Linked DNA regions of Homo sapiens: region 1 is linked to region 2. A link is a loop called in an ENCODE intact Hi-C map of the cell type or tissue named here. Cell type or tissue: Panc1. All regions are shown on one strand. Each heading gives the region's core, and the rest is flanking DNA. Links, peaks and the distances in the headings are about the cores only.

What was found. A loop is a pair of places that touch in the nucleus more often than their neighbours do. Peaks named below come from ENCODE experiments on the same cell type or tissue, not always from the same donor. Only the 100,000 strongest peaks of a DNase experiment are listed, where the experiment ranks them.
Region 1: a loop joins it to region 2, with 3 times the contacts of the local background. A loop is called at or near these places in 7 of 110 quality-filtered maps.

The regions. Positions count from the first base shown.
Region 1 is chr3:22,545,939-22,562,359 of GRCh38, forward strand. No RefSeq gene overlaps it. Among named protein-coding and RNA genes, the nearest start is that of ZNF385D-AS2, 600 kb to the left of the region's middle. In Panc1, for the core only: no CTCF peak of the experiment used is centred there; no DNase peak of the experiment used is centred there.
Region 2 is chr3:22,167,194-22,183,614 of GRCh38, forward strand. It overlaps a transcript of ZNF385D not described here. Among named protein-coding and RNA genes, the nearest start is that of ZNF385D-AS2, 220 kb to the left of the region's middle. In Panc1, for the core only: no CTCF peak of the experiment used is centred there; a DNase peak (open chromatin) is centred at 8,918.

The sequences.
Region 1 (16,421 bases), core at 6,298-11,297, 380 kb after region 2:
AGGCCGAGGCGGGCGGATCACGAGGTCAGGAGATCGAGACCACCCTGGCTAACACGGTGAAACCCCATCTCTACTAAAAAATACAAAAAAAATTAGCCAGGCATGTTGGTGGGCGCCTGTAGTCCCAGCTACTCAGGAGGTTGAGGCAGAATAGGGTGAACCCAGGAGGTGGAGCTTGCAGTGAGCCAAGATCGCGCCACTGCACTCCAGCCTGGGTGACAGAACGAGACTCTGTCTCAAAAAAAAAAAAAAAAAAAAAAAAAGCCTAGCCAAATTTTCTAGCATCTCCCTAGGTGACTGTCTCCTTGGAAATTTGAGCACCACCTCTATTCTCTGCAATTTTTCATATTTGCCTCTGTTTTGAGTTTCTATATAATGTTCTGGTAATCTGCTTGTCACTGTTTCAGTCACTGTATCTTTCCAAAAAATAAATAAATAAAAAACAAACATAAGGTTTTATTCTCATAGGATTTGTCTCTTTTTTTCTGTTTTCCCCTTAAGAATTACTTCAACTTTTATTGGAATTTCAACCAAACCCACTAATTTTAGAATTACTTTGTCAGGTTTCATGAAAAAACACTTAAAATTTCCACTGAAATTACAATGAATTTATAGATTAGCTTGAAGTGAATTACAACTAGTCTCGTCACTCCATCCACAAATGTAGCTAATCTCTAAACTTATCACTTTTTATATATTTTAAAACCCTTAAAGGCTTGACATTGTCTTCATAAAGTTTTTGTAACTGAAATTTTAGATGGATTTCTCAGTACCCTGTCATTTGTTGCTATTACTAATGAAATAGATTTTCCTGACTACCCTTGCAATTGGCTATTCCTGATGTATGTAAACACTATCAAATATTATATATTGATCCTTTCTCCAAAAACTTTACTGAATTAACACTAATTTATAAATTTGGCTAGTAAATTTCTTAGATTACAATGTACAACCTTTTATCCACAAATAATAATTGTATCTCCTCCTTTTAAATAGCCTGCCTGTTTTCCTTCCTTCCTTTCTTCCATTTTTTTTGCTTATTGTGTAGGATGTGACTACCAGTAGATTAAAGAACAATGGTGATGATGGCAGACATACCCCTATTGTTTCTGATTCTAATTTGATTTGTCTTCTAAATTTAGACCACTAACTGTGATGTTAGTAGTTACCATGTATCAGATTGACATGATTTGGCTCTGTGTCCCCACCCAAGTCTCATCTCAAATTGTAATCCCCATGTGTTGAGGAAGGAACCTGGTGGGAGATGATTGGATCATGAGGGCGGTTTTCCCCATGCTGTTCTTGTGATAGTGAGTTCTTACAAGATCTGATGGTTTAAAACTGTGGCACTTCCCCCGCTCTCTCTCCTGCTGCCGTGTAAGACATGCCTTGCTTTCCCTTTACCTCCTGCCATGGTTGTAAGTTTCCTGAGTTCTCTCCAGCCATGGGGAACTGTGAGTCAATACACTTTTTTGTTTATAAATTATCCAGTCTCAGGCAATTCTATACAGCAGTGAGAAAATGGACTAACACACAGATTAAGGACAATGCTTTCTATTTCTGTTTGGGATGAGATTTTAACAAGTATGTTACTGGATTATATTAAAAGCCTTTTCCATATCTATTTAGGAGATTACTAGACTTTTTAATACATTACTTTTAATATATTAATGAAATGATTACATTTGTTTTTCATGTGAATTATCCTTATGATTGTGGATTAAAATCTACTTATTTATTTATTTATTGAATTTATTTTGAGACAGAGTCTAGCTCTGTTGCCCAGGCTGGAGTGCAGTGGTACAATCACAGCTCACTGCAGCCTCAACCGCTTGGGTTCAAGCAATCCTCCCACCTCAGCCTCCCTAGTAGCTGGGACTACAGGCATGTACTAACACAGCTGGATAATTTTTGTATTTTTTTTTTGCAGAGACAGGATTTTGCCATATTTCCCAGGCTGGTCTCAAACTCATGGGCTCAAGTGATCCACCCACCTTGGCCCCGGTAAAGTGCGGGTATTACAGACATGAGCCACTGTGCCTAGTCTGTGTTTCTTTTAGACAATGTTAGATTTTACTTGCTAGTGCTTTGTCTAAGAATTAACATAAAATTTTTATCCTTTATAATCCCAGTTGGGTTTTGATATTAGTTTTACGATCCTAAACAGAATAGGATACATTTAGCAAATACTGTGACTGTTCTATGAAGCCTAGTAAAGTGAAACTGTGAAGCTGACTGAAGTCTGATTTTTTTATGTGGGGTGAAAAAAAAGAGAGAACAGAAAGTTTAACTAAGTCACTAGTTCTCCAGCATTTGGTCTTATGACCATTTTACATGCTTATAAACTCTGAGGACTTTAAAAAGTCTGTTTCTGCTAGTTATATCTATGAATATTTGCAATATTAACTTTAGTCAGAGACTATCACTTATATAATACTGTTTTTCTGAAATTTTTTGAGAATCTCTTTGTGGCCTTGTAATAAATAAGTTTATACAAGTGTGTGAATAAGCACTAAAAAGAATGTATATTCTTTGGGTGTTGGATGAAAGATTTTATATACATTTATTAATTTAAGCTTATTAATTTTGCTGTTCCATTATGGTATAGCCTTACTAACACTGTTGTCACTTTCTGCCTTCTTTATATGTTTCTAAATTTTCCAAAAGTATAATTATTTTCATTTTATATGTCATAAATCCTGGTTAGGTTGTTAAATGCATAAAAGTCTTGAGAGTTATATATTCTTAGCAGATTGTTTCTTTTAACATAAAGTGATGTTCCTATTTCTTTTGTATTTTTGGTTCCTATGTACTAGACATTTCAACTCTTTATTTTCAAAATTTCTCTAGCCTTAGATTTTAGTTGTCACTTTTATTAACTCCATATAGCTAGTTCTTTTTTAATCTTATTTAATGCTCTGTTTTAATAGGTGAATTTAGTAATTTTACTTTTATTGTATTACTGATATATTGGACCTTGACCGAATCTCCAAGTAGTTGTTGTAGCCTTTACTTCCACAGTCTGTACAGATATACCAATACACCATTTCCTGGGCTAATATTTTCATTTGCACATCTCCTATTGTTTATTATCCAAGCTTCATATAATATATATACACTTCTCAATACAATGGCTTTGTCCAGTGTTTGCATAGAATAAAATTATGTTTCATCCACAAAACTCATACAATGTTTTTCACAAAATTAAGTAGGGGAGAAATCTAGAGTTATTTTTCATATACATTATTAAATGGGATGACCTTATTACTATAGATATTCTGAAAAGTATTTGGAGTGTCAAGAAAGCAGATTCACATCCTGGATGTCAATGGCACTGAGAAGGCAACTTGTACATGTTACTGTGTAGAAGACTACTGGTTGTTAGCAACCATATTAAAGTTCATAAGCAATGTGTATAGCATGGTTTGTTATTGGAAAGCACATTGCCATATTGTGCACATTTTAGGAAATTGATAAGTTCACAGGTAAAAGACAATAACTTCTTCCCGTTTAAAAAGTAGGAAATAGCTTTCCAATTAGCAAATTGCCTAAAATGTGGGCAAAACATCTGATTTTTAAAAACAGATTACAGATATTAGGTAACAGATGTCTGTATTCAGTTCTGACATTTCAATTGCTCAAAGTGGTTTCGTTTCTCACTCACTGCTGTAGTTTTGTAATCCACTAAAGTAACGGTACCCCAAAATGTTTCTTTTCTAACTTCTGACCTCTGCTATTTGTTTTAACAAATTTTATTATATTTTATCTCACCTGGTTAGTAAATCACCTTGAAAAAGTGTGAAATTATTTTAAAAAAAATGAAAGCTAAATAAGCCCTTTTAAAAAAGAAAATGAGAAGCTGGGCTTTTATATAGGAAATTTAAACAAAAGAGCTTGAAATTCTACAAGAGACATTTGAATAAGTGAAGCAGAATTTATATAAGATACATTTAACGTTTCGTTATATGATGCATAGATTTTGAAATGTTTCTGCCACATGTTTAAAAAAACTAATAGTATGAAAATTGGATTCTAGACATAATATCAAGTAAAAATAATGTAGTTTCAAATGTTGATTATAGACTGCTAGAAGACAATAAGATTGAATATCTTCAAGAACTTGGGGAAGAAAAAGATAGCTTAAACCGGATGAAAAAAATAGTAATAACTATAGTGAAATCAATGAATTGAACTACATTAAAATTAAGAACCATCGATTATTAAAAAGACACCATTGATACAGGGGAAAAGAAACTGACAATGTGAAAGAAGATATTTACAACAAATATAATTGGTAAAAGAGTTATATGCAGATTATGTGAGGAATTCCTTCAAATGGACAAAACAATGAAGCCATTTAAAAAGAAAGTGGGAAAATATTTGAACAAGTCCTTCACAAGAAAAGGATTTCAAAACTTCACAAATGTATGTATAAACATCCATGATCCAGTTGTAGCCAATGGCCATATGAGGGCAAGTCTTATTCTGGGGATTCTCAAAGAGTTTTCTCTACTTCTGAAAGAGATGCACAGAAAGATGAAACCATTCTGCAGATGAATGGTGGTGATGGTTGCACAACCACAAACAGTATGAATATACTTAATAACACTGAAATGTACACTTAAAATTGGTTAAGATAGTAGATTTTTGTGCATTTTTTCACAATAAAATTGGGAAAAAGAGAGCTGCATGGAAAAAAACCACACTAAAAAATGCCCAACTTCACTAGTCATTAGGACAGTGCAAATATAAACCCTAACAAATATGTATCTACAACAATTACTAAACATTTAAAATTTAGAAACCCTAAATTCAGGCTGGGCGTGGTGGCTCACACCTGTAATCCCAGCACTTTGGGAAGCTGAGGCGGGTGGATCACCTGAGGTCAGGAGTTCTAGAACAGCCTGACAAACATGGAGAAACTCCGTCTCTACTAAAAATACAAAATTAGCTGGGTGTGGCAGCACTTGCCTGTAATCCCAGCTACTCAGGAGGCTGAGGCAGGAGAATCTCTTGAACCCAGGAGGTGGAGGTTGCAGTGAGCTGGGATTGAGCCATTGCACTCCGGCCTGGGCAACAAGAGTGAAACTCCATCTCAGAAAAAGAAAGAAAGAAAGAAAAGAAAGCCTCAATTCATTGCTAGTAGGAGTACAAACTAGCACAATCACTTCAGAAAATCTTTTTGTAGAATCTACTGAAGCTGAATACACAAATATCCAATGACCTAGCAGTTCAAATCCTACATACATGCCCAACAGAAATATGTGTGTGTATATATGTGTGTACATATACGTAAATATGTGTGTGTATATTATAAGCTCTTTCTACACATAGACACACACACATATAAATAAATATATATATAAATATACACACACATACATATGTACAAATATATATGCTGGAACACATCCACACATATATGTGTGGATATACATATGAATGAGTATCAAAAGGCATATACAAGAATGCTCATACTAGAAACATTCAAAATATCCTCATGAATAAATTACAAATTGTGATATAGTTACACGATGAAATACAATGTCAGTAAAAAGAATAAACTTGCTACACAAAATGAAACAGATGAATCTCATGAACCTAATTGAATGAAAGAAATCAAAACAAAAGAAAACACTGCATAATTCTATTTATATAAACTTAAAAATGGCAAAGTATCTATGGTATCAGAATAGTCATTATCTTTGGGCAGGAAGAAGAGTATAGTCCTTGAGAAGGGGCACAAATAGACTTCTGGGATGCTGATAGCATTCTGCTAGTATTCTGCTTCTTATCTGGTGTCTTAGCTTGGGCTCTTCTCGAAAGTAGACCCTGAAATAGGGATTTGGATGCATGTAATTTGAGAGTTGATCACATAAAGTACAAGTGAGGACATGGAGAAGGTAAGACAGGGAAGAAGGGAAAGCAAGCAAAGAAAGTTGCACTAATGAGCCGATGCCACTGCAGACAGTATGGGCTTATTCTTGCTGCTGTTAACTCTCTGAGAACCATTTGGAACAGGTTTGTCCTGCTCATGTTTCACTGGAGGATGAGGATGGAGGATGAGGATGAGGAGGATGAGCAGTCTGTGCCACCTAGGACCAGACTCCCAACCTGTTGTTTGAGGGTTGCCCCATGGGAATTAACCACCCACGTCCTCTTTCTATCAACAGTTTTTCATTGTGACAGAGAAAGTGCAAGACCCCATCTTTCCCACATGCAGTTGAATCCAGGTGGGCTGCAGGGCTATGATGCACAGCATCAGTAATGCCTGTTACAGGCTGTGTGCTGATTGCCTGGCTGTGACAATTTCTCATGCCATCTCCTTATGACTAGTACGCTTTTATGTATAAGTGTTACACTTCAATAAGAAGTTTATTTAAATATTGTTCAAAGTAAATGCATGAACTATGAATGCAGTGTCATTCCAGAAAAAGGATAATAGCTGAGATGCCTTATATTTAAGAGCAAACCCTTCTCCCAACTACTCTGGCTCAAGTTTCAAGGTGATCCAATCAGCTAGTGTTTGTCTCAATAATAGCAGCATCTCAGAGTCCCTTACATGACAAAGTTTTGCCAATATAGAGAATGATGCTGGCCATGCAATTCAACCTGTGCTTACAAACATAATTATTCACTCGGTCACTCAGTCACTCCCTTGTTCATCGAGTATTGAATACTCATTCAGTGAGTATTCAACTGACCATGCAGTTGGTCAAACACTGCATGTGGTTCTGGTGATAAAATGATGAGCAAATTCTTCCCCCACCTTCAAGGCATTCATAGACCAGTAAGGAGGAGAGATATGTCACCAATTAAATATGACAGAAATAGTTTAGAAATAAAACAGCAAGCCTGGGTGTGGCGGCTCACGCCTGTAATCTCAGCACTTTGGGAGGCCGAAATGGGTGGAACTGCTTGAGCCAGAAATTTAACACCAGCCTGGGCAACAGGGCAAAATCCTGTCTCTACAAAGAAAAAAATATATACAAAAATTAACTAGACATGGTGGGGCATGCCTGTAGTCCTAGCTACGCAGGTGGCTGGGTCAGGAGGATCACTTGAGCCCAGGAGGTTGAGGCTGCAATGAGCCATAACTGCACCACTGCACTCCAGCCTGAGCAATAGAGCAAGACCCTGTGGGAAGGGAAGGCAAGGGGAGGGGAGCGGAGGGAAAAGACAAACAGGTAGGCAAGAAGGAAGAACAGCAGCATAAGCAAAGTTCCCCGAGCATCAGTTTTGTCCAAGACGTCTGAGAATGGCATTGCAGAGACACTTGAAGGAGGAGAAGATTTTGGTGAGATGAAAAAAGCAGGCAAAGACGACAAATGTAAACAAAGACAGGAGGCTGCGGGTGCTTTCGATTGAAGGAGGATGTAATCAAGTATGGCCCAACTCTACACGGTGGTGTGGGTGGTAGGGAAATGAGTTATGGAGCTGATGTGGTAGGGAGAGTCAGATGGTAAGAGGTCTGAAATTGTACATTATTGTAACCAATATTTATTTTATACATAAGGTAGAATCTTCAAAAGTTTTGTAAGTAAGTGAGGAAGTGACATCAGCAAACCCCTGTCTTAATAAGCAGAGACATTAAGTGGAGGATAACTTGGAATGAAGAAAAACTATAGACAATGAGGTCAGTTGAGAGGCTACTGAAATACTTCAAGGAAAGGCAATATGGGCATCTACTTAGTAGAGTCTAGAGGTAATATCTCTATAAACGTCCAAGTTTTACCATTATGTGTGGTCCTAGCACCAGACAGACTATAATGTGCTATTCAAGTAATAAGCACCCTTGACAGACAAGTAAAGGGAAAAATAGCCCTCTCTAGGAACCTAAAATATATTTACAGAAGTGAGACAAGGCAAAGAAGCACAATTTAAACACCCTGATACAAAATCCTGTAAAATAATAAAAGAGAAAATGAGCAAATAAAATAGAGCTGAATGTGTAAGGAACCAATAAAGCTATCTCTAGTGACTAAGTTATTAAATTAACACACACACACACACACACAAACACACAAAGAAAATGAAATTTTTGTGAGAAAAATTTCTTGGTGCATTTTTTTTTGTTTTTTGTTTTTACAAAAAAAGGAAAGGTCTAAAATATAATTAATAGCAGATTAACAAGTCAGAAAAGCACAGGGCTTTGCACGGAATTTTAGGAATATAATTCGTATATATAAAATGTATAGACTAAATAAAAGAAAACAAATTACTAATATGCTTTGGGAAAAAAGTTGAACTTCCAATAAATAGAACTATTTTCTAGGGGAAAAAATAAGTACATGCAGCAATTCTAGAAGGGGAAAAGGACACTTAACAAAGCTGTTAAAAATCATAAGAACAATGGCAACAAAAGCCAAAATTGACAAATGGGATCTAATTAAACTAAAGAGCTTCTGCACAGCAAAAGAAACTACCATCAGAGTGAACAGGCAACCTACATAATGGGAGAAAATTTTTGCAACCTACTCATCTGACAAAGGACTAATATCCAGAATCTACAATGAACTCAAACAAATTTAAAAGAAAAAAACAAACAACTCCATCAAAAAGTGGGCGAAGGATATGAATAGACACCTCTCAAAAGAAGACATTTATGCAGCCAAAAAAAACACAGGAAAAAATGCTCATCATCCCTGGTCATCAGAGAAATGCAAATCAAAACCACAATGAGATACCATCTCACACCAGTTAGAATGGCAATCATTAAAAAGTCAGGAAACAACGGTGCTGGAGAGGATGTGGAGAAATAGGAACACTTTTACACTGTTGGTGGGACTGTAAACTAGTTCAACCATTGTGGAAGTCAGTGTGGCAATTCCTCAGGGATCTTGAACTAGAAATACCATTTGACCCAGCCATCCCATTACTGGGTATATACCGAAAGGATTATAAATCATGCTGCTATAAAGACACATGTACACATATGTTTATTGCGGCACTATTCACAATAGCAAAGACTTGGAACCAACCTAAATGTCCAACAACGATAGACTGGATGAAGAAAATGTGGCACATATACACCATGGAATACTATGCAGCCATACAAAAGGATGAGTTCATGTCCTTTGTAGGGACATGGATGAAACTGGAAACCATCATTCTCAGCAAACTATCGCAAGGACAAAAAACCAAACACCACATGTTCTCACTCATAGGTGAGAAATGAACAATGAGAACACATGGACACAGGAAGGGGAACATCACACACTGGGGACTGTTGTGGGGTGGGGGGAGGAGGGAGGGATAGCATTAGGAGATATACCTAATGCTAAATGACGAGTTAATGGGTGCAGCACACCAACATGGCACATGTATACATATGTAACAAACCTTCACGTTGTGCACATGTACCCTAAAACTTAAAGTATAATAATAAAATTAAAAATAAAATAAAATACAAAAAAAATCATAAGAACACACACACATACCTATCTGTACATTCAACAGGTACTTCTCACACACCTCTTATTTGCCAGGCACTGTTCCAGGGCTGGAGATACAGCAGTGAATGAAACAGATACAAATCCCTTCCTCACGAAACACACATTATCATCCACTTTGCAATCAATCTATTCCTTACATTTCTAAAACGCAGTCCGATCTCACCCCCTGCTTAAACCCTCCAGGGGTGTGCCAGCATGAACCCTCACTATTCTCTATGTAGCCCAGCCAGACCAAGCCCTCCCATACCTCTCTAATCTCATTTTCTTCCATCTACTTCCTTGCTTTCAATAGTCCCACTATACTAGCCTTCTTTATGTTCTTCAAATACTTCAAGCTTATTTCTATTTTAAAGCTCTGTCTCTTGCTTTTCCCTCTGCCTTGCAAGACTTGCCCCAGATATTCACATGATGCTGCCTAAGCCCTGCAGACTCAGCTCAAGTATTCTCTCCTTGGTGACATTTTCTGGACTGCACAAGCTCAGAGCACTTAGCACTTTAAAATTGTTTTATCATCTCCTCTAAGCTCCACAAGAGCATGGAGCATGTCTATCACATTCAACAGTAGAGATGCCTAGTGCCTGTAAGTGCTTGACAAACAGTAGATGTTCAAAAAGGACTGCTGTTACATGACCGAGTATGTGTGCATATGGTTTAGTGAGAGAAGGTCACTTGAAAATTGCAACTTAGCCAATTGCCCAGCCATGAAAATTTAAAGAAGAATAAGCTCTTTCTGCCAATTCATGCTGTTTGTGCTATGCCCTTATGTGGCAGGTTCTCAAATCAGCAACGGGTATTTGGTGGCAGAATGGCAGTGGTGATTTTGGTGATGATGATGATGACTAAATGAGTTTTCCTGCACTGTACCCTCAGATAACAAGTCTGTACACAGGCCAAAAACCTCAACCAACCAACCTCCAACTAACGGTCAGAAAAGATAGAAAGTAAATTCTTTTCTGCTCCTGAATTTTAATTGTGACTTGCAACGTACATGTGTTTCTCCTTTATCTTCTCTAAGCGCAAGGCACTGTCAGTTTTCCTCAGCGGCTTGCTACAATGAAGTGTGTATGTCTATGCATATATGTATTCATTCCTCAGGATTTTGAGTGAAACTCCAAGTTTTATTTACACTCGCAAAGCTTCTACAAATTTGTAAAGCCACAAAACTCAAGGCTGACTCTAAAATCTTTAGACATGCCATTCCAATTTGGTGGCAATCAGAGTTCAGGTCATATTTATGTGGCTTCTTAGTCCCAGCAATATTTAAACTTCAAATGCTGAGCATCGTATGTACAAGCATGATGCAGTGCAACCTGAACCTGGAAAAAAAAACACTCCAGCACCTTTGATTGTCCTGTTGATTGCAGAGTGGTGAACCCATGTACACTGACTTTTCAATCAACCACTTTTTGCCTCAGTCGGCTCAGAAAGAGAACTTCAGCTAAATAAATATTTCTGACAATTGACCTGCAGTGCAACAAGACGCTCACAAAAGAAAAAGGAAAAGATACATCTAAACTGCCTGTCAGCTTTTCTTTTTCTGATAGAAAGTAGAGCTTCAGATACTCTGAGAAAGATTCCAATTTGTACAATTTGTACATACTGGTGGTAGCAGAAAATAAAGCCAAACTATAAGGGAGTTCAAAGTGTCACTCATTTTACAATTAAAAATCAAGGACATCAGGAAGGAATGAAAATAACTCACTTGTATAGAGGCAGTGAAAACAACATTCACGTCACAGATATAGCCATTTCCATCTCCACCCTCCTCATTACTCAGGCTGAAAAATGGAAGAGTGAGGCTGTCTTACCCAGGCTGAACTCTTCCCTGCAGCCAGAGAAGGGGAGACAGTGGAGGAACCTAGCTGTGTCAAGCTAGCTCTGTGACCTTGGTAGGTCACCTCATGGCTGCACCTCTCTTTTCCCATCTACGAAATGCGGAGGTGGAGATGAGGATTGTAATTCCTGTTAATTCTAATATTCTAATAGTTTGTTTTTCACAACCTGCAGAAAAACATAAGGGAAAACAACTTGATACTTCTATTCTCTCCTTTCAATACAAGTAATACATGAATCACTTAAATTCAAATTGAAAAAGAACAAATAGAATTTCACCCCTTCTCCCTATTCCTAGTTTTCTCAATAATGTGTTTTAAATCTATTTCCATATCTTTCAGGACCCAAGGATATTTCTTCCTAATTTCCACCTCCAAATTTGCTACTTCATGGCACTTACTTTTTAATGAGTAAGCTTCTGCTTTCTTCAAGAAGCTATCTGAGAAGGTGGGGTCAGAGAACCAAAAGATATCATTTATTCTCTTAGGAATCTGAGACTATAAATATTTTGTTATGGGTGCAGATTCTTTTAACCTGAAGTTTAGATCATGTTAAATAGAGAGTATCTGCCTTAAAACAGCTTGACATGTGACCCCTATATTTATAACCCTTCTAACTTAAAACTGCAGTACTCACCAAAACTCACATATACCATTGCCAAAAGATTGCTACTTAAGTATGTTTTCCATATTGGGACACATAAGCCAATCTACAACCATGTATATACAATGCAAACATTTATTTCATAATTACTTTTTAATTTTGTAGATCTTCTTCAATTTGTGAATTTCCTTTGCTTTGCTGTACTTGAAATGGACAGCACATGCATGGCCCATAAAATTAAAAACCAAAAAAAGTCAATGAAATCTTTTATTTGGGAAATTAATTCTTGATGGTTTGAGTCAACAAGAATCAAGAATAAAAGATTCTAAATCTACTCTGTGAGATAAAATGGTCCCATTGCACAGTGAGTGCTCTCCTTCAAGGCAAGCAAAGAGATGCTTGAAGCCCATGATAGTGCTAGGCCCATAGAACCAATGATGATAAGAAAGCTGTTTTGCTAATGTAGGAAATAGGAAAACTTTTTATTCTATTGTTCTAGAATCAGATGATGTAAATTCCTATACCTGTATACTAGACAGTTGAAACAGTCTTGGTGACACTGATACCACAAAATTTTCTCACCAAACAACAGAACTTGGCAGGCCTAGTATCATATTCAGCCATAGTTCAATCATAAAGGAATTTGGAAAAAACTCTGCCCTAAGTTTGGTCAAGATCTTGAAACTTTATGCTATAATAAGTATCACTGAAACTGTGACAAACATTACACACATTACACATATCCTAGAACTAAAAGTTTCTTTCGTGGTTTGAATTATTGGATCCAAAAATTTTAGCATTGAAATTCTTATTGAAATGGAAAAGTAAGAACTGTTGAAGATTTTTTTAAAAAAGAACTAAGCATGAAAACCATACTTTAGCTAACAGAAAACTTTTCAGTATTCTCCTAGATATAGATACAAGTAAAATAAGCAATGCCAGCATTCTGGAGAATAGTTCTCCCCTTCTCTGTTGCTATTCCTACTTTATTGCCTTCATAGAAACTTTCCCTCTCTGACATTGCCAGATTTGCTTACCTATTCCATGTATAATATCTATCTTCCCCTAATAAAATGTAAGCTCCATGAGGACAGACACATTATGTCTCTTGTTCACCATCATATCCACAGCAAACATTTGAAAATAAAATAATTGAATAGACGAATGTATAAATGTATGAGGTAAAATTTGAATGTAGTACAAAGTTTCTTGACATGATGAAGCATGCCTGTATTGCTACAAATAAGGATAAGTAGAAATACAAATAAGTAGAATAAATAGGAAGAGAGTCATCTTTAATAAAACCTGCCTAGCATTTTAAGAAGCCTCAAATAACTTGTGCAAAAAAGTTACCAATATTATTATCCAATAATATGTTGGATAATATATTACTACATAAATAAATGTATTGTGCCTTATAATTTAAATACTTGGTGGTATACGATTAAAGCATTCTTTAAAAAGCATGTATTTCTGTTTGACTTGTTTTCTGATAAACTATTCTATTTAAATAGTGTGAAATGTGCTTTTAGAACCTAAGTACAGCATACATAACATGAACACCGTCTATTTCAGAAATAAAAATTCAGTTTACCATTGTGGGACTTAATTCATTAGTTTTTGATGTTTTAAATTAGGGATTTCTTATTTACAGTTTTTTTTCCTACTTTTTCCGTTAACATGATCCTATTCATGTTATACATTTTATAACTATCATTGCACTGTATTCTAAATTATGTTAGGTAAGTATGTTATGAAAGCATAACTAGATAAACTGGACTACATCAAAATTTAACATTTCCTCATCAAAGGACACAATCAACAGAGTGAAAAGGCAACCCATGGAATGAAAGACAGTATTTATAAATCATATATCTTCAAATCACCAAACAAATGAAGAGCTCCTACAACTCAAAAACAAATAGTTTAAAAATGGGCAAAGCACTTGAACAGACTTTTCTCCAAAGAAGATATACAAATTGCTAAGAAGCATATGAAAAGAGGCTCAACATCATTGTCATTAGGAAAACGCACAACAAAACCACCATGAGTTACTACTTCATACCCATTAGGACATCCAGTATGAAAACAAAAAAAAAAAACAGGACATACCAAAGGATGACGAGGATGTAGAGAAATTGAAACTCTTGTACATGATTGGTGGGAATGTAAAATGGTACAGCCATTATGAAAATCAATATAACAGTTCCTCAAAAATGTAAAAGTTACCATATAATCTAGCAATTCCATTTCAAGGTATATGCCCAAAATAATTAAAAGCAGGGTTTCAAAGACAGACTGTACACCAGTGTTCATAGCAGCATTATTCACAATAGCCAAAAGGCAGAAGTAACCCACGTGTCCATTAATGGATGGACACATAAAACGTAGCATATACACGCAATTGATTATTTAGCCTCAAAAAGGAAGAAAATTCTGATACTTGCATGTATCACATATGTCAGCTCTATGTATCAGCATTTATTTGTTACCCATTATCAGACTTTGGTTTCTTTAGGTCATGTGTAATGTTTATCTATTAAAAATAATGCAGCAATAAATATTTGAATGACTTAAGCCTTTCTCTGGATTTTGTATTTGATTTAACCTTAGGCTAGCTTCTTCTCGGGCTAAATTAGTAGGTCATAGACTATAAACATGTTTGAAATTCTCTACTCACAAGAATTTATTTTTAAATGTGTTAAATTAAGGTTTAGGAAATTTGCCAGGACTTACTGGCTACAGGAGGTATCAAATATTAGATAAATATATCTGCAATCGTTTTTCAGTATTTCCAGAAGATACTATGTTTTGAATTTAAAAATCTTTAATGAACCTTTTATATAGAAAATATATTTTGATAGAATTGTTATTAAAGATATGCCTCAAGTTATGCAATGTTATGTATAAAGACTCTACTGGTGAGATCTATAGGTGACTTATGGTCAGAAAAATATCTGTCTCTTTTTCGATTTTGCTACCGGGCAGCACCAAGTTGGGCCTATTTTTGTGTTTAATGACTGCCATGTTCTTCGCTCAGAGTTTTGTTACAATATTTCCCTGTCTTCCGTTTTTTACCTGGGAGGATAGAGATGGGAACTACAGACCACGAACAACGCAGGAAATTTTATATACATCATTCCATATAATCCACTTGACAGCTGTGTATTATGTTTTTTTCAGATTCCCTTTCCACCAATAAAACTGATGCACAAAGTTTGAGTGGCTCGACTTTTATTACAGAGTGATTCTTGGCCTTATTATATTCAAGTTTTTATTGTATGTTGCTCCAGGCCTTTTTGGAAATAAAGAGGGTGCATAAATAAATAATGTAAACTAGTATTTTCAACATCAAAACATCATTTCATTTAACGCTGAGCACTGAAGACTAGTAGAATGTTACAGCCAGAAGAAAATCAATCATCTTTTCAGCCCCATCCTTTGACAAGCAAAGGCCCAAAGACATGACCTAAAGGACCCATAGCATATAACGGGCTGTTAGCTACATTTCTGGGTCTTCTTTTTCAAAATAGAGTAAAATTATTTTTTGTAGCTCATTTTCACTTCCTGTGCAAGAATCTCATTGCCTATTAGTCTCAGGATGCACGTATTACTCCCAAGGAAAGAATGAAAGTGAGATTTAAACAAATTAATAAAATCAGTTTGTACTAGAGTATAATGCAACTACATGAACAATAGACATTCAAACTTTATGTGCAAAAGTCTTTCTTCTATTCTGCAATACATTTTACATCATCCAATGTTATAATAAAATCTCTATTCTCCAGGCTTGTTAGCTGTTTTATTCATTTATATCCTTGAGAAAAAGGGACAATTTAAATTGATACAATTTAACCTACTTCTAGAATTTATCCTAAGGAAATCAACAGAAAATGTACCAAATAAATATCCATAAAATGTTAATAATAGTATTTACTTTATTTCATTTAATTACAGTATTTTTAAAGGGAGAAAAGTAAGAATTGTGTAAAATCTCAAACAATAAGATTATTTAAATAATGATACATCACACAAAGGAGTCCTGAAAAGCAATAAAAATCATGATGCAGAACTATATTTATTGACATGAATAAAGGATAAGCCCATTTATCTAAACAAACGGATATTGCTATATGTTTTTAGGCCTATCAGTGTATCTTCAAAGAAACTCTAAAACACACTTTGAATTGTCTATAACAGGACTATGAATGAGTTGCCTTTATTTTTTATGTTTCTCTTTTTTTCTGAGACAGGATCTCACTCTGTCACCCAGACTGGAGTGCAATGGTGCAATCATGGCTCAGTGCAGCCTCAACCTCCCAGGCTCAAGTGATCCTCCCACCTTAGCCTCCTGAGTAACTGGGACTACAGGTGTGTGCCACCACACTCAGCTAATTTGTTAAGCTTTTTTTGTAGAGATGGAGTCTCACTATGTTGCCCAGGCTTGTCTCAAACCCATGAGCTCAAGCAATCCTCAAACCTCAGCCTCCCAAATTGCTGGGATTACAGGTATGAGCCACTGCACCTGGC
Region 2 (16,421 bases), core at 6,580-11,579:
CTCTGATTGATCCCCACCCTTTACCTATTTTACAAATACCAACCCTTTGCTAATTGGTTTTCTACACTTCTATGCCCACCTTTGAGTGATGCCTTTGCTTTAGCCTTTCCTTGCACACTCACAAATATATCAGCATGTACTCTCCTATTCTGAGCCCATAAAAGCCCTAGACTCAGCCATACTGGGGGAGAAACTACCCAACTGTGGGGGTGGAGGACCACCCACGCATCCCCTCTCCACTGAGAGGTGTTCCATTGCTCAATAAATTATTCTCTACCCTTCTCACTCTTCGTTTGTCAGCATATCCTCATTCTTCTTAGACATGTGACAAGGGCTCAGGACCCACCAATCATGGGTACAGAGAAGGCTGTAACATTGTGGCCCTCTGCCCTCTAATAAGCAGAGGGCAGCCAGCCCACATGACAGAAACAGCAGTGGGGCAGAGCCAGCCCCAAAGCCGTGGGCCGAGGCAGAGCAAGGACATTGCTGGCCAGGTGTTTCTGGCTGGCAAAAGTGATCAAGAAATGTCCTGTGTCACTAGGTTTATCTTATGCCTATAGAATTTAATAGTTCTCAATTACTTTCTGACCACAATTTTTGTTTCTTATATCTCTTTGACAAATAACATCTATAATTAACTAAACGTCATACATTTGAAAGAAATAAAAAATCCTTTCCAATAGAATACTACAGTTCATTCATACTAAAATCAAATAAATGAAAACCACATAAAGCAATGCAGAAGCAATTTCTACTTTAAGAATGTACTTTTATTTTTCTTCTCATCATTTGGCCACCTTGAAGCAAACTACAAAATTATATTAAAAATCTTTATGATGTCAAATATAGGAAGAGATTGACATTCATTCACATTTTTAAATGTCAGTATAATTTAGATGAATTATATTTATCAAACATGAAACATCTGATCACAATATAATATTGTAACTCAAGTTGCAGTGAGTTAGCTCTCTAAAGTCTCCTCTGTACGGGCCCACCCTCCTCTCTTCATGTCTCTATATTTTCTAATAACTTTCCATTTCTTCCCAAAGATATTTTTGTGCTATTTGAAAAATCTATTCACTCATAAATTCAACACATACTTTTAAAAAGTAGTCTAAAGTTATTAAATAAACCATAAATTTTCACTAGGAAACTCAAAAGTCTGTACTAACAGATCATAGTTTATTGATTAAAACACCTATTTGAAAAGATATGCATTATTTCAAACCAATTGCAGTGTTACCAACCAATTGAATCCTGAATATCTGCAGGAATAAAAAAATAAAAAACAAAAACCCACTGTCCTATACACTGTAAAAGGATGTCTATTTCCACACATAACTATACTGAAGGCACACATCAAGAAACTCTAAAACTCTAACAACTCAAAAATAGTAAATTTTCTGCAGGTCACAACCCTAATACAATTAAGTATGCAAAATTTCTCCTTCACTCTCAAAGAGAAATGATGTATTTTAATGTACTCTGCTGATAAAAATTTTAAGTAATATTTTTCCTGGTTTAAAAAAATAGTTCATTCTTTTATCCTCACATCTGCAGGTACACAAATAACTTAAATTGATGATGTAAAATTGAGAAAATATTTTTAGAAAAGCTTACCATTGTCATTTTTCAGCGTCCCATTGCTGAGTTGTTTTAATCTCTTTTGATGTGATTTGCCATTGTAGTGGATTTGTGCTTGAGCGGCTGAATTCAGCTGAATGTTACATACATTGCACAAAGTAAAGTTGGTATGTTTCTTTTCTCTTTCTGGTTTTTCTTCAAAGTCATCAGGTATTAATTCAGCCTCACTCTCGCCATCGTGTACACAGGTGAAATCTGAGGGTGCAAGGAAAATTATGAACAAGCAGATCAAGATTTTTAGATTACTGCATATTTATTAAATTGGGTGGCAAATAAGGATTGTTCTACACACAAGAATTAAAAATTTCTATGTACTCTCATTTTAATAGATTGCTTTCACACTATGCTAAAGTAGACAATCTCTTTAATGGAATATAAATGGCAAATGTTTAACTTTTTATCTATTCCCAATACTGTGCTATATGTTTTTATTACTTCATTTAATTATCATAACAATGTAATAAGCACTATAGTATTCCCTTTTTTATAGCTGAGGAAACTAAGTTTTAGAATGATTAAACAACTTGTCTAAGGTCACACAGCTAACAAGTGGTATAGCTGTGATAAGCATTCAGTTTATCTCTAAATCCAAAGTTTTTAATCATCATGTTCTCTAGTATGTAATAATGAATTAGATTATTTTGTTTTAATTCAACTAAATAAAGTTCTTATATTCCTTACTAGTTAAGTAAAGTGACTTACATCTGGATGGACACATTCTACACATGCAAAGATACTAACACTCTTTCAATACCCCAAATTTTATATTTTATACCTGACACACAAGAGAGGCTTTGAATACCCAAGATAGCCTTATAATCAGGGTACAAAAAAAGTGTGACTGAATTATGGCTTACATTGGAAAGCATTACTTCTGGATAAATGTACGCTTTGTATACTAAAACCAAAGAGAAAAGGTCAACCCATAATTTCAGTATCTCTGGCCTTAATATGACATTTATTTCTTTATTTGAGACAGGGTTTCACTCTGTCACTTAAGCTGGAGTGCAGTGGCATGATCTTGGCTCAGCACAGCCTTGACCTCCTGGGCTCAAGCAGTCCCCCCACTTTAGCCTACTAAGTAGCTGGAACTACAGGTGTGTGCCACCAATTATTGTCCAGTAAGATGGCAATAATTAGAGTAACTATTGTAATCTATATTTAACATCCATTCATAAGTAATTTAAAATAATAATACCTCATTTCTAAGTTTTCTCTACTTCCACTACCCAAGCCTCTCTAGCACACTATGGTCCAGATAGGAGTTCTCCATTCCAATTCTCCCAGTTCTTTAAGGAGTTATTTTAAAGTATTTGAAAAATATTAGCAGAGAAAAACAGTCATGATTTTAATGTGCATTTATGAGCTGACTGCTATGTGACAGCGTCCTCCTAGGTTCTGGAGTTAAACTGACAAGCATCACAAAAGTGGTCCTTGCAATTATACAAACTTAATGATACAAAAGCCATGGACTTTGGAATCAGGTAAATGAGATAACAAATGCTGAAATGTTTTTAACAACATGTAAGTATTATCAGTTTGCCAATAAAATTTTAAAGAAAATCAAACTAGTGAACTCCACCAAAAATGGCTAATACTTGAATCTATTTATGGGTATTGAAGTCACTATCCAAATTCCAAAATGAGTAAAAGGTTGGTCAGTACATAACGCATGCTTTCTTTGTGAACTAATTCATTTAAAATATATTAACTTCCTTTTAAAAAGGAAACTCTATCTCTCTTACTCAGATAACCTTGTTAAAATAATTTAAATATGCAATTTAAATGGTCATTTTAAAAGAAAATTTATAGACTTTGTAAAATGATTAATTTTAATCAAAGGAAAATATGTAAGCATATCAGCTTTCCTTATTTTATATAAATAAAAAAATGTAAGTATCTATCCAGGTTATAATCAGAACATTTCAAAACTTCTTTTGTCTAGAGTTGATTTATGCTTTTAAATCTTTTATCTCAAATATTGTTAAGTAGTAAAATGATTAAGTAAATGATGGTGTGCTAAAATCACAATATGCATAGCCATTAAAAGCAGATCAGGAAAGTTTTATAATATGGGAAAATATTTTGTGTATAAGTAAAAACCAAAAATAAGATGTAAATTTACGTAGAGTATATTTACTACCATATGAAGCACAAACTTGACTTAGAAAAAGTATTAGAATTATTTCATTCTGAGTGGCAAGATTAGAGTTGGCTTGGTTTCCTTTAGCATTTCTGTATTTAAAAAATTGCACATGATGACCATTTATTATGAAAAAATAAATCAATAAATTTCAAAGAAATAAGCCAAAGAACTTATTTCCTCCAGCGTGAACAGCTTAGGTTTGCCAGAATTAGGCAATGCTACAGAGATAGTCACAGTAGGTGTGCCCTTGTAACACATCATTTTTGCTAAATGTATGCATATATTTGGAAGAAAATATTTTCTTATTTGATTCACATTTCCATCTTGACCCACAAAATAAGAACATGTGCTAACAATTTAGCAGGGGAAAATATTGGAGAATTTTCTTTCAAGCCTCTGAGATTTATTTGCTTACACATGAGAAATTCCCTGCTCACCTGAGAAAATAAAGACTATATTATCAGGCAATGTCAACAATTAATTTTGTACTAAGTTGCAAAAATGACAACTTTAAAAGGAAATAGAAAATATGTGGTATTGACACTAAGGAAAAAAGAGAACCTCAAATTATTGTGGCTGGGGTAGGACATCATAAAACATTTACAGATGCCCGGGCACGGTGGCTCACGCCTGTAATCCCAGCACTTTGGGAGGCCGAGGCGGGTGGATCACAAGGTCAGGAGATCGAGACCATCGTGGCTAACACAGTGAAATCCCGTCTCTACTAAAAAATACAAGAAATTAGCCGGGCGTGGTGCCAGGCGCCTGTAGTTCCAGCTACTCGGGAGGCTGAGGCAGGAGAATGGAGTGAACCCGGGAGGTAGAGCTTGCAGTGAGCCGAGATCACGCCACTACATCCCAGCCTGGGCAACAGAGCAAGACTCGGTCTCAAAAAAAAAAAAAAAAAAAAAAAAAATTATAGATTTTGCAGGAAAACTGCAGTGGCTCAAATGGCACTCTCTGAAGTAGGAGGCAATATTCGTAAGCAATTTTCCTCCCCAATATGGTAAAAACGACATGCTTAAATTTTTAAATGGAAATTTGACATATTTGAGTTCCACTGAGAAAAAGTTCAGCAGTCATACATAAACGTTAGGTGACTGTCTTGGAACCCAAAATAATTTATCAATTTGTCCACTTTTTTCCCTCCTAACCTTCACCCCTCAGAACCATTAAGACACTGGAAAGATGTCTGGCTTAATACAGTAATGTAGGTATAGACAGCACTATTTAACATGTTCAAGAACTGGAATTATCCTGAGAGTAATTATCAAAGGAATGAGGTGTTTGTTTGTGTGAGTGTGTTTTAATTTTCTAGATGTGGATACTGATTTACTCTTGCAGACTCACAGGAATAATTAAAATGTGGCACACATAAGATGACTCATTTTTAGTAAGCTATATTAAAAAATGTATGTGAGTTAATTTGAGAAAAAATAAAAGTAGAAACAATATTTTTCTGGGATGCAATGTGGTTCTTGCAGTTGATTTATTTAGTGCACTGTTCTGACGTAAGCTGAAATGTCACCACCTTTGCCAAAGGACCAGCTGTTGGTATCAAGACTGCCCTGAGAAGTGCTCATCTTCTCTAACCCACGCCACCCCTGGCATGGGTCTCTGCTGGACCCTACAATTCGTGTAACCTAATTAAGAATCAAAAGTTGTAGACACAGAAGCCAACTGAAAAAACTCCGAAGAAACAAAGCTGGAGCAACTTGAGCAATAATCAAAGCAACATATTATTGGATTAATACCTAAAGTATAAATTTCAATGAGTATATACTGATATAAATATAAATGAAGGAGATAGATACCAAACTCTCATTTAGAAGTATTCCAAATAACTTAAATAGACATCCTCCATTCAAAGCGGGATAGGGCACAACACTCTTCTTCCTCTTTAAGTATAGGTTATGCTTAGTGACTTGCATCTAAACAGTGTGGTACAGAAAGAGGAGAAAAGTAGCTTTATAGTGAAGAAACCTGACAAATAATACTTCAGCCACATCAAGTTTCACATCAACAGTGACAGGTCACATTGATAGCAAGAATCCTTAATATGACGTGCTAACAATGGTATTTCACCTCTGTGATCTTCCTTACAGAAATAATAGACAAACACAAACTAAGGAACAGTATACAAAATACCTGACCAATATGCAAAACTGTCAAGGTCATCAAAACTAGGGGAAGTCTGAGAAATTGTTACAGCCCAGTGGAGCCTAAAGAAATACTAAAACTAAATGAAATGTGGTATCCTGGATGGGGCCTTGAAATAAAACATGGACATCGGAGGAAAAATTAATGAAATCCAAATAAAACGTAGAGTATCATTAATAATAATGTATTATTAGTTCGTTAGTTGTAATAAATGTACCGTATTTACAAAAGATATCGACAATAGAGAAAATTGGATGGGAGGTCTATGGGAACTCTACCAATTTGGCAACTTTTCTGCAACTCTAAGACAATTATACAGTAAAAGTTTTATTTAATATTTTTTAAAATTTGGAAAATAGAGCAGAGACCATTTTCTCTCCTTGACAATAAAACAGGAACCTCTTGAGAACTTGTGTGCTCTGGGAAAGAACTGAGAAAGAAACTTCTGTTCTCTTTATCCCTTGCTCATTCATCTCACGGTAGAAATAAATTATGTGATTTGAAGAATGAGGGAAACATTCACTGCTTCATGTGCGGTCCACCATCGGATGGCTCTTTATCTCAAATTTGCCTGAAATGACCTTCTCCTATCTTCTTACTTGCCGTATACAAACTTACAATGGAAAGGCTCCCCAGCCCTCTGTGAAAAGCTCAGAATTCTCCTGCCTGTGACTAGGTAGGTAAATTCAATTCAGAAAAGAAACGGTTGAGGGTTGAAAAATCCAATATGGAACACAGTTGTAAGTCATTTTATCTAATTCAAATTTTCCTTCTGAATAACTGGGCTACCAACCCACTAACAAAAAATCTAATACACCTCAACTGATTCCTTCTATTTATTATCAGTTTCAATTAAGATTATAAGCCATTTACACACAAACACACACACACACACACACACACACAGAGATATCCAAGCCAACCATCACATAATTAACAATTTATAAACTTCATATTTGCTTTAGTGTTTTAACCCTATTGCAACTCCCACAATCATTAATATAAAATGAAAGTATGTAAAATAGTGTATTTTAGTTGACAACCAAACCCAATTTTAATGAGTAGAAAACTTTCCCTGCAAATAGTGTGTTTTATCTCAACTTTAACAAGCCAGGTTACATCGTTTTGTCTATGATTGCCTTTAGTCACTGTTCTTGCATCTGATGCCTTGTCAAAGTGGCAAACCTCTAAAATCTCCAAGAATCTCAAGTTTCTAAGACAATCTGAATTGACAATGAAACGTCTGTAGATGACAGCCACTAACAGACAGTTTAGTGCACAATAAACCACAGTGTAAGTAGTTTTACAAATGACTTACAAAGTCATACGACTCTAAATGGTATAAACCAAAATATTCTTGTTTTACAATGACTTCTCCCACTGTGTAATTTTTTTAAAAGTTGGCAGATAGGAATTTACATATCTAGAAGACATTTAGCACAGACACTCTCATATAAATAGTGGTAGAGACCAAGGCTAAACACTGAAAATTCCTTTAGAAATCTTGATATGATAATATCTCCAGAAATTATTTTTGGTTCAACGGAAAATAAAATAAAAATCTAATCTAGAGATACTTCATGGCGATAACACTGAAATACAACTAGTCAGGGTAGATGACAGCTGGCTATTTCATTACAAAGTCAAAATTACAAGTTTATTTGGTAAGCAGCTTTATATTCTTAAGTTTTAGTAATATTTATACAGAACACAACAGGTGACAGATTTTGGCCATTTCTTTAAAAATAACTTCATTGAAAAAATAAAATTTAATGTCTAAATATTCCCCAAATTTTACAAAAGTTTTGCTCAAAAAAACTTATTCTGAAAAGAAGAATCCACCAATACTGACTTCCTTATAGAGTCTCTTATAAAGAGTTCTTAAAATTGCTTTATTATGGAAAAAAAGTACTGTATGGGAAGATATCAGTCTAGTCCATTTCACAGAAGGGGAGTTGTAATTTGTATGATATATACAAATCCTAATGGAGTTTATAATTCTTATACAATTTTCTTGACCAGCTCATAAAATGAAGGTAAAAATATAACAAAGATTTATTATTTGTAAGAATATGATGATACAACTGCTACTGTAATACGTCATTTTGCAGAAAGCATTTAAAATCACCTTTAAAAATGGTAAAAGGTTGTGGAAATCATGAATAAGCATATATAAAGTAAAAAGAGAAAAATACTGTACTCATGTCATGGGATTAGATACTGCTTACTTGGAATATAATTTCCAGAGACAATTATCATAAGTGGATTTTAAAAGCACTAAAATTAATTTGAAATAACTTAGAAAAAATGAGAAAAAAAAAGCTATTAGGTGATTTGAAAGGTGGCTCTAGCCACACATTGCCATTCAAAGTTGCCCATGCAGGATTTAAGTTAAATTGCTTCAGAAAATTAAGACTAGTAATGAACCATTATAGGCAAATATTTTTAAATCTCATTTTTATTCATAAAACTTGTGAAAGAAATTTGGCCTTTTTTCGATGAAAAAAATACGTAGTAACTTTTATTCAGCATTTCCTTGTATTAGGATTTAGAGAGTATTGCTTACATCTGTATATGCATATACATACTGTATATATGTGTATAAATTATACATATGCATATATAATGTATATAGATTTTATGCATCATATTTGGAATACATATATATATAAATCAAATAAACTACTTCAGTAGTGAATCTTCCTCTATATTCAAGACTAATGTAGAAAAATTTATTTTACTGTTATGGTAAAACATTAAATATATATTATATATAATATATAAAATCATATTTATAACATTAGCATTTGAGAAAATTATAGTGGGTCACAATATCTTCTATATTTCACTATTAAAATTGTAAATAGTTCACAAGCTGTAAAGTACCATTATAAAAATAATTTTGCTTTGATCTAATTCCCCACTAGAGTGCAGTGTGAATTTAAAATTAAAACTACAGCATCTGGAAATTCCCAAGACATAAAAATGGCATTACTATAATTCTGTAAATATCTAACATACACATATTCTAACACAACATTCAGCTTCAGTGGTGTGTGTGTGTGTACAGCACAGCTAACGAACTCACCAATATTTAGCCACACAACTCAGATACTAAAGATAAACCAGGGGAAAGTCACAGAACAGAAGATAATCTAAACTGTTTGTCACATGTTATCATAAGTTCTTTACTAAAAAGCATTAATTGTTTTACATCACCTCCTAACTTAAATATCACTTAGGAACTTCAAAAATGAGAACATTTTAATTAGGAACATCTTACTTTTATGACAGGAAATTACATTATAGAAGACTACATAAGGCAAATGAAGGTTAATGGATTGCATTTCAAGTACAGTTTTTATCACATCACAGCATCACATTAAATTTGTTGGTCTCAATACAACCATGGCTTTTACAAGTTGATGGAAGTCTTAACTGAATATTTGCAGACTCACCTACAAAAATTAAGCCCAGAGTGGCAGAATGAGATACAGAATGGAACTTTTAAATGCATTCCTTTCTTCCTTTTAAGCAGTAGACTTTTTAGAATTGTAAGCTTCAAATCAGAATTTCTATTTTGAGTCCTCAGTTTCAAAAAGAAATTTTACCTTAATCTTCAAATGACTCACCATGAAAGCACTAAAATATTTTTGAGGCCAAATGGGAGCCCATAGTTTAACCTCGAAAATAAAAACAACAACATTTTGTTAAAAAAGGTAAATCATTCAAGTAGAATCTACTACTATATAAATAATAGATCAGATATGTCTTAAATTTCAACGTCACGAATGTATTCCTCAAAGTTTCAAAGACCAATGAAAAATTATATTATATTACTATTATTACATTTTTTTAGCCAACAGTACACAAATCTTTTCCTGTATTCTGACCTACTGTTCCTATTTTAGGGATATCTTCTTGAATCAGTCATGCCATCAGGGCCTCCTTGGCAAAACATGATCCCCCTGGAGTTATGCCACACAGCGTGTCTGCCATCACACCAGGGATGCTGAGGCTGCACTGTGAGTCCTGCTCTTGAGTTCTCAGACCAGATTTTTTTAAAGCTACTTTAAACATCAACCCTATTTTCTTGAAAATGCACCAAATATCTTTGTGCTTTCAGCTAGTTCTACTCTACTTTGGATCTAAAACAGCTTACATAAAACTTAAGAAAGGTTTGCCCCAGAAAAATTTCTGAAGACCTGAGTTAGAGAATGATTGTTCTTATGTATATCTGGTGAAAAGTTATGCCAAGAAAAAAAGTAGGCACCCTACAAGTTATTAAAAAGTCATATGACAAATATATGTTAAGTACCTGCCATGTGCTAGCACTCGTTTAGCCACTTAGGATATTTGTACATCACATCACACAATACCCTAGTTCTCTGTGAAGTTTGAGAAGAGAGAGATAATGTAGGCTAGACTGACTATGACTTTTTTTTATTATTATACTTTTAAGTTTCAGGGTTTAAGTGCACAATGTGCAGGTTTGTTACATATGTATACATGTGCCGTGTTGGTGTGCTGTAGCCATTAACTCGTCATTTAACATTAGGTATATCTCCAAATGCTATCTCTCCCCTCTCCCCAAACCCCACAACAGTCCCTGGTGTGTGATGTTCCCCTTCCTGTGCCCATGTGTTCTCACTGTTCAATTCCCACCTATGAGTGAGAACATACGGTGGTTGGTTTTTTGTCCTTGTGATAGTTTGCTGAGAATGATGGTTTCCAGCTTCATCCAATGTCCCTACAAAGAACATGAACTCATCCTTTTTTATGGCTGTACAGTATTCCATGGTGTATATGTGCCACATTTTCTTAATCCAGTCTATCATTGTTGGACATTTGGGTTGGTTCCAAGTCTTTGCTATTGTGAATACTGCCGCATTAAACATATGTGTACATGTGTCTTTATAGCAGCATGATATATAATTCTTTGGGTATATACCCAGTAATGGGATGGCTGGGTCAAATGGTATTTCTACTTCTAGATCCCTGAGGAATCGCCACACCGACTTCCACAATGGTTGAACTAGTTTACAGTCCCACCAACAGTGTAAAAGTGTTCCTATTTCTCCACATCCTCTCCAGTACCTGTTGTTTCCTGACTTTTTAATGATTGCCATTCTAACTGGTGTGAGATGGCATCTCATTGTGGTTTTGATTTGCATTTCTCTGATGGCCAGTGATGATAAGCATTTTTTCATGTGTCTTTTGGCTGCATTAATGTCTTCTTTTGAGAAGTGTCTGTGCATATCCTTCACCCACTTGTTGATGGGGTTGTTTTTTTCTTGTAAATTTGTTTGAGTTCTTTGTAGATTCTGGATATTAGCCCTTTGTCAGATGAGTAGATTGCAAAAATTTTTCTCCCATTCTGTAGGTTGCCTGTTCACTCTGATGGTAGTTTCTTTTGCTGTGCAGAAGCTCTTTAGTTTAATTAGATCCCATTTGTCAGTTTTGGCTTTTGTTGCCATTGCTTTTGGTGTTTTAGACATGAAGTCCTTGCCCCCCATGCCTATGTCCTGAATGGTATTGCCTAGGTTTTCTTCTAGGGTTTTTATGGATTTAGGTCTAACATGTAAGTCTTTAATTATCTTGAATTAATTTTTGTATAACGTGTAAGGAAGGGATCTAGTTTCAGCTTTCTACATATGGCTAGCCAGTTTTCCCAGCACCATTTATTAAATAGGGAAACCTTTCCCCATTTCTTGTTTTTGCCAGGTTTGTCAAAGATCAGATAGTTGTAGATATGTGGCATTATTTCTGAGGGCTCTGTTCTGTTCCATTGGTCTATATCTCTGTTTTGGTACCAGTACCATGCTGTTTTGGTTACAGTAGCCTTGTAGTATAGTTTGAAGTCAGGCAGCGTGATGCCTCCAGCTTTGTTCTTTTGGCTTAGGATTGACTTGGCGATGTGGGCTCTTTTTTGGTTCCATATGAACTTTAAAGTAGTTTTTTCCAGTTCTGTGAAGAAGGTCATTGGTAGCTTGATGGGGATGGCATGGAATCTATAAATTACTTTGGGCAGTATGGCCATTTTCACGATATTGATTCTTCCTACCCATGAGCATGGAATGGTCTTCCATTTGTTTGTATCCTCTTTTATTTCATTGAGCAGTGGTTTGTAGTTCTCCTTGAAGAGGTCCTTCACATCCCTTGTAAGTTGGATTCCTAGGTATTTTATTCTCTTTGAAGAAATTGTGAATGGGAGTTCACTCATGATTTGGCTCTCTTGTGTGTCTGTTATTGGTGTATAAGAATGCTTATGATTTTTGCACACTGATTTTGTATCCTGAGACTTTGCTGAAGTTGCTTATCGGCTTAAGGAGATTTTGGGCTGAGACGACGGGGTTTTCTAGATATACAATCATGTCATCTGCAAACAGGGACAATCTGACTTCCTCTTTTCCTAATTGAATACCCTTTATTTCCTTCTCCTGCCTGATTGCCCTGGCCAGAACTTCGAATACTATGTTGAACAGAAGTGGTGAGAGAAGGCATCACTGCCTTGTGCCAGTTTTGAAAGGGAATGGTTCCAGTTTTTGCCCATTCAATGAAGGCAGAAATAAAGAAGTTCTTTGAAACCAATGAGAACAAAGACACAACATACCAGAATCTCTGGGACACATTTAAAGCAGTGTGTAGAGGGAAATTTATAGCACTAAATGCCCACAAGAGAAAGCAGGAAAGATCCAAAATTGACACCCTAACATCACAATTAAAAGAACTAGAGAAGCAAGAGCAAACACATTCAAAAGCTAGCAGAAGGCAAGAAATAACAAAGATCAGAGCAGAACTGAAGGAAACAGAGACACAAAAAACCCTTCAAAAAATCAATGAATCCAGGAGCTGGTTTTTTGAAAAGATCAACAAAGTTGATAGACCACTAGCAAGACTAATAAAGAAGAAAAGAGAGAATAATCAAATAGATGCAATAAAAAATGATAAAGGGGATATAACCACCTATCCCACAGAAATACAAACTACCATCAGAGAATACTATAAACACCTCTATGCAAGTAAACTAGAAATCTGGAAGAAATGGATAAATTCCTCGACACATACACCCTCCGAAGACTAAACCAGGAAGAAGTTGAATCTCTGAATAGACCAATAACAGGCTCTGAAATTGAGGCAATAATTAATAGCTTACTAACCAAACATGTACAGGACAAGACGGATTCACAGCCGAATTCTAACACAGGTACAAGGAGGAGCTGGGACCATTCCTTCTGAAACTATTCCAATCAATAGAAAAAGAGGGAATCCTCCCTAACTCATTTTATGAGGCCAGCATCATCCTGATACCAAAGCCTGGCAGAGACACAACACAAAAAGGGAATTTTAGACCAATATCCCTGATGAACATCGATGCAAAAATCCTCAGTAAAATACTGTCAAACCAAATCCAGCAGAACATCAAAAAGCTTATCCACCATGATCAAGTGGGCTTCATCCCTGGGAGGCAAGGTTGGTTCAACATATGCAAATCAATAAGCATAATCCAGCATATAAACAGAACCAATGACAAAAACCACATGATTATCTCAATAGATGCAGAAAAGGCCTTTGACAAAATTCAACAACGCTTCATGCTAAAAACTCTCAATAAATTAGGTATTGATGGGACATATCTCAAAATAATCAGAGCTATCTACGACAAACCCACAGCCAATATCATACTATGACTTTTAACAGTAAGGCTAAGAGGAGAATTGTGATGAAGATTTCGGCTTGTAAATCCAGTAGCTATATGCTTTTGTTCTTTTTTTTTTTTTTTTAAGAGACAGCTTTGCTTTCTCCTTCTCTCATTTATAATGCTTAAAGTCTCAGGTTTTCTTTCTTTTCTCATTGATTCTGTCTTCTTAAAATATATTTTAATACTTTGGTGATTTCAACTGCTGTCCATGCCTAGTCTTTTTGTAATATAGACTTTCTTATATTATCTGCAACCAGTTTTTCCATAACAATTCTTATAAATGTCATAATTACTCTTAGATCAATGTTTCCTTTTACAGTTTTCTCCCTTTCACTATTAAAGGAGAAGAGCAGATACTAACGATTCAGGATATCTTCAGGCTATATGAGAATATTTTCTTATACCCAGATAAATTTCCCTGAAAATTTACGCATCCTAACAGTGGCACATATACTCTAGGATGGCCCCTCTAATTTCCACCTTGAGGTAATCAGACCTTTCCACAGTCCACTCTCCTGGAGGGTAGAACCTGTAACTAGCTTCTACCAATAGAATATGGTAAAGGTGGCCGGGCGCGGTGTCTCAAGCCTGTAATCCCAGCACTTTGGGAGGCCGAGGCGGGCGGATCACGAGGTCAGGAGATCGAGACCATGCTGGCGAACACGGTGAAACCCCCTCTCTACTAAACACACACACAAAATTAGCCGGTCGCAGTGGCGGGCGCCTGTAGTCCCAGCTACTCTGGAGGCTGAGGCAGGAGAATGGTGTGAACTCAGGAGGCGGAGCTTGCAGTGAGCGGAGATGGGGCCACTGCACTCCGGCCTGGGCGAAAGAGTGAGACTCCGTCTCAAAAAAAAAAAAAAAAAAAGAATATGGTAAAGGTGATGGGATATACATCATGAGTGGGATTATGTTACAAAAAGATAGTAATGCCCATAGACTCTCCTTCACTAGCTTTAAAGAAGCAAGCTGCCAAAGCTTTTTCATGTTGTCTTACATTTCACTTCTACAATTTGAAAAAAATGTGATCTTATTATGAGTTTCCCTGTGAAGAGGATCATGTGGCAAGGATCTTAGGGTAGTCTCTGGCCAACAACCAGTCAAAAAATGAAACCATAATAAGCAGCTGAATGCCGCAAACAAACATATGAGTGAGGAGGTGGTTCCTTCCCCAGTTGAACGATAGATGAAAACACATCCCTGCCTATATCTTTATTGTAGCCTGGAAGAAGTCCTGGTTAGGCAATGTGTGGACTACTGCTCCTCAGAAATTGTGAGCTAATAAATGTGTGTTGTCTTAAGACATAAAGCTTCTGTAATATTATTATGCATAAATACATAACTACTATACCAATTAACTCTCTTGCAATAATTAATATTAAAATTAGAAAGTAACCCAAATTTCCAAGGAAAAATATTTGTCAAGAAAATGTCTTAAAACAAATTACCACCTAACCAAAACCATGTTTTTTAGTTAAATGAATTAAATATCCCAGCTGTATCCCTAATCCCAAACATACTTGAGTAAAAGTTGAAAGAAATAAGTTAACTCTTTCCCATATGAAGAACTTGATCACCTGATGCACATCCATGACAGACATAACTAATCAATTATGACAATCTTTCCTTCAGAGGCTGGATTTGGTTTCACAGGACACATTGCAGGGATCCACAAATTACTCAGATTTACCATATAAGAAGAAATTTATTTGCTATACTAGATACATTGACTAATGTATCACTATCGAATTTGACTTAGAGAGAGTAGAAACTCATTAAAAAGATAAACTAGGTAGTATTCATTTTTCACTATGGTACCATTTAACATATTTTTCTATTATCCAAATAAGTTTGAAAGATTGTTTAATAAGTTTGTAGAACTAAGTCTAGACTGTTAAAAGAATCCAAATTGAAAATTACTTATAGCAGTTATTATAAATAAAAATGTACTGCAGGGTAGTAAATTTAAGATAAAAAATAATTATACATATACAATAGAGATTTTTTTCATATGTAGGAGACTTTAGTAAATGTTTTGTTATATTTATATTTTGCAAATGCATTATATTTAGATTTAAGCTCCAAATAGAGAAATGATGGATATGGATAGAAATATAGATCTAAGAAAAAATGTGAAAGATTAAGTATTAAAATTAAATTGTAAAAAACTGGGTTTCTTAGACCTGAAAAGGAGGCAAGGAAGAGCCTTAATAAAAGTCTTAAAGCAAATAAAGGAATATTATTAATTGAAGGTGGTTTTTAGCTTCTGTCCACTTCTATTAATGAAAGAAAAATAATGAGTTAAAACTATAGCATGAATAGTTAAGTTTACATATAGTATTAAGAGAGGAAGTTCCTTGGACATTTTTTGTTTTTATTTTTCACAGTCATCTAACTCGGGTAGTTAAAATTAAATTATCTTAAAAATTATCTTAAAGGTAACAGTATGCATTCTGCTCTTCTCAAGTGCTTTGATCTTCAGAGAATGAGAAGTTATTTATTTACTTATTTTTTTAATTTGAGATGGAGTCTCACTCTGTCGCCCAGGCTGGAGTGCAGTGTGCAGTGGTGCAATCTTGGCTCACTACAACCTCCGCCTCCCGGGTTCAAGCGATTCTCCTGCCTCAGCCTCCTGAGTAGCTGGGACTACAGGCACACACCACCATGCCCAGCTAATTTTTGTATTTTTAGTAGAGACGGTGTTTCACCATATTGGCCAGGCTAGTCTCAAACTCCTGACCTCGTGATTCACCCGCCTCGGCCTCC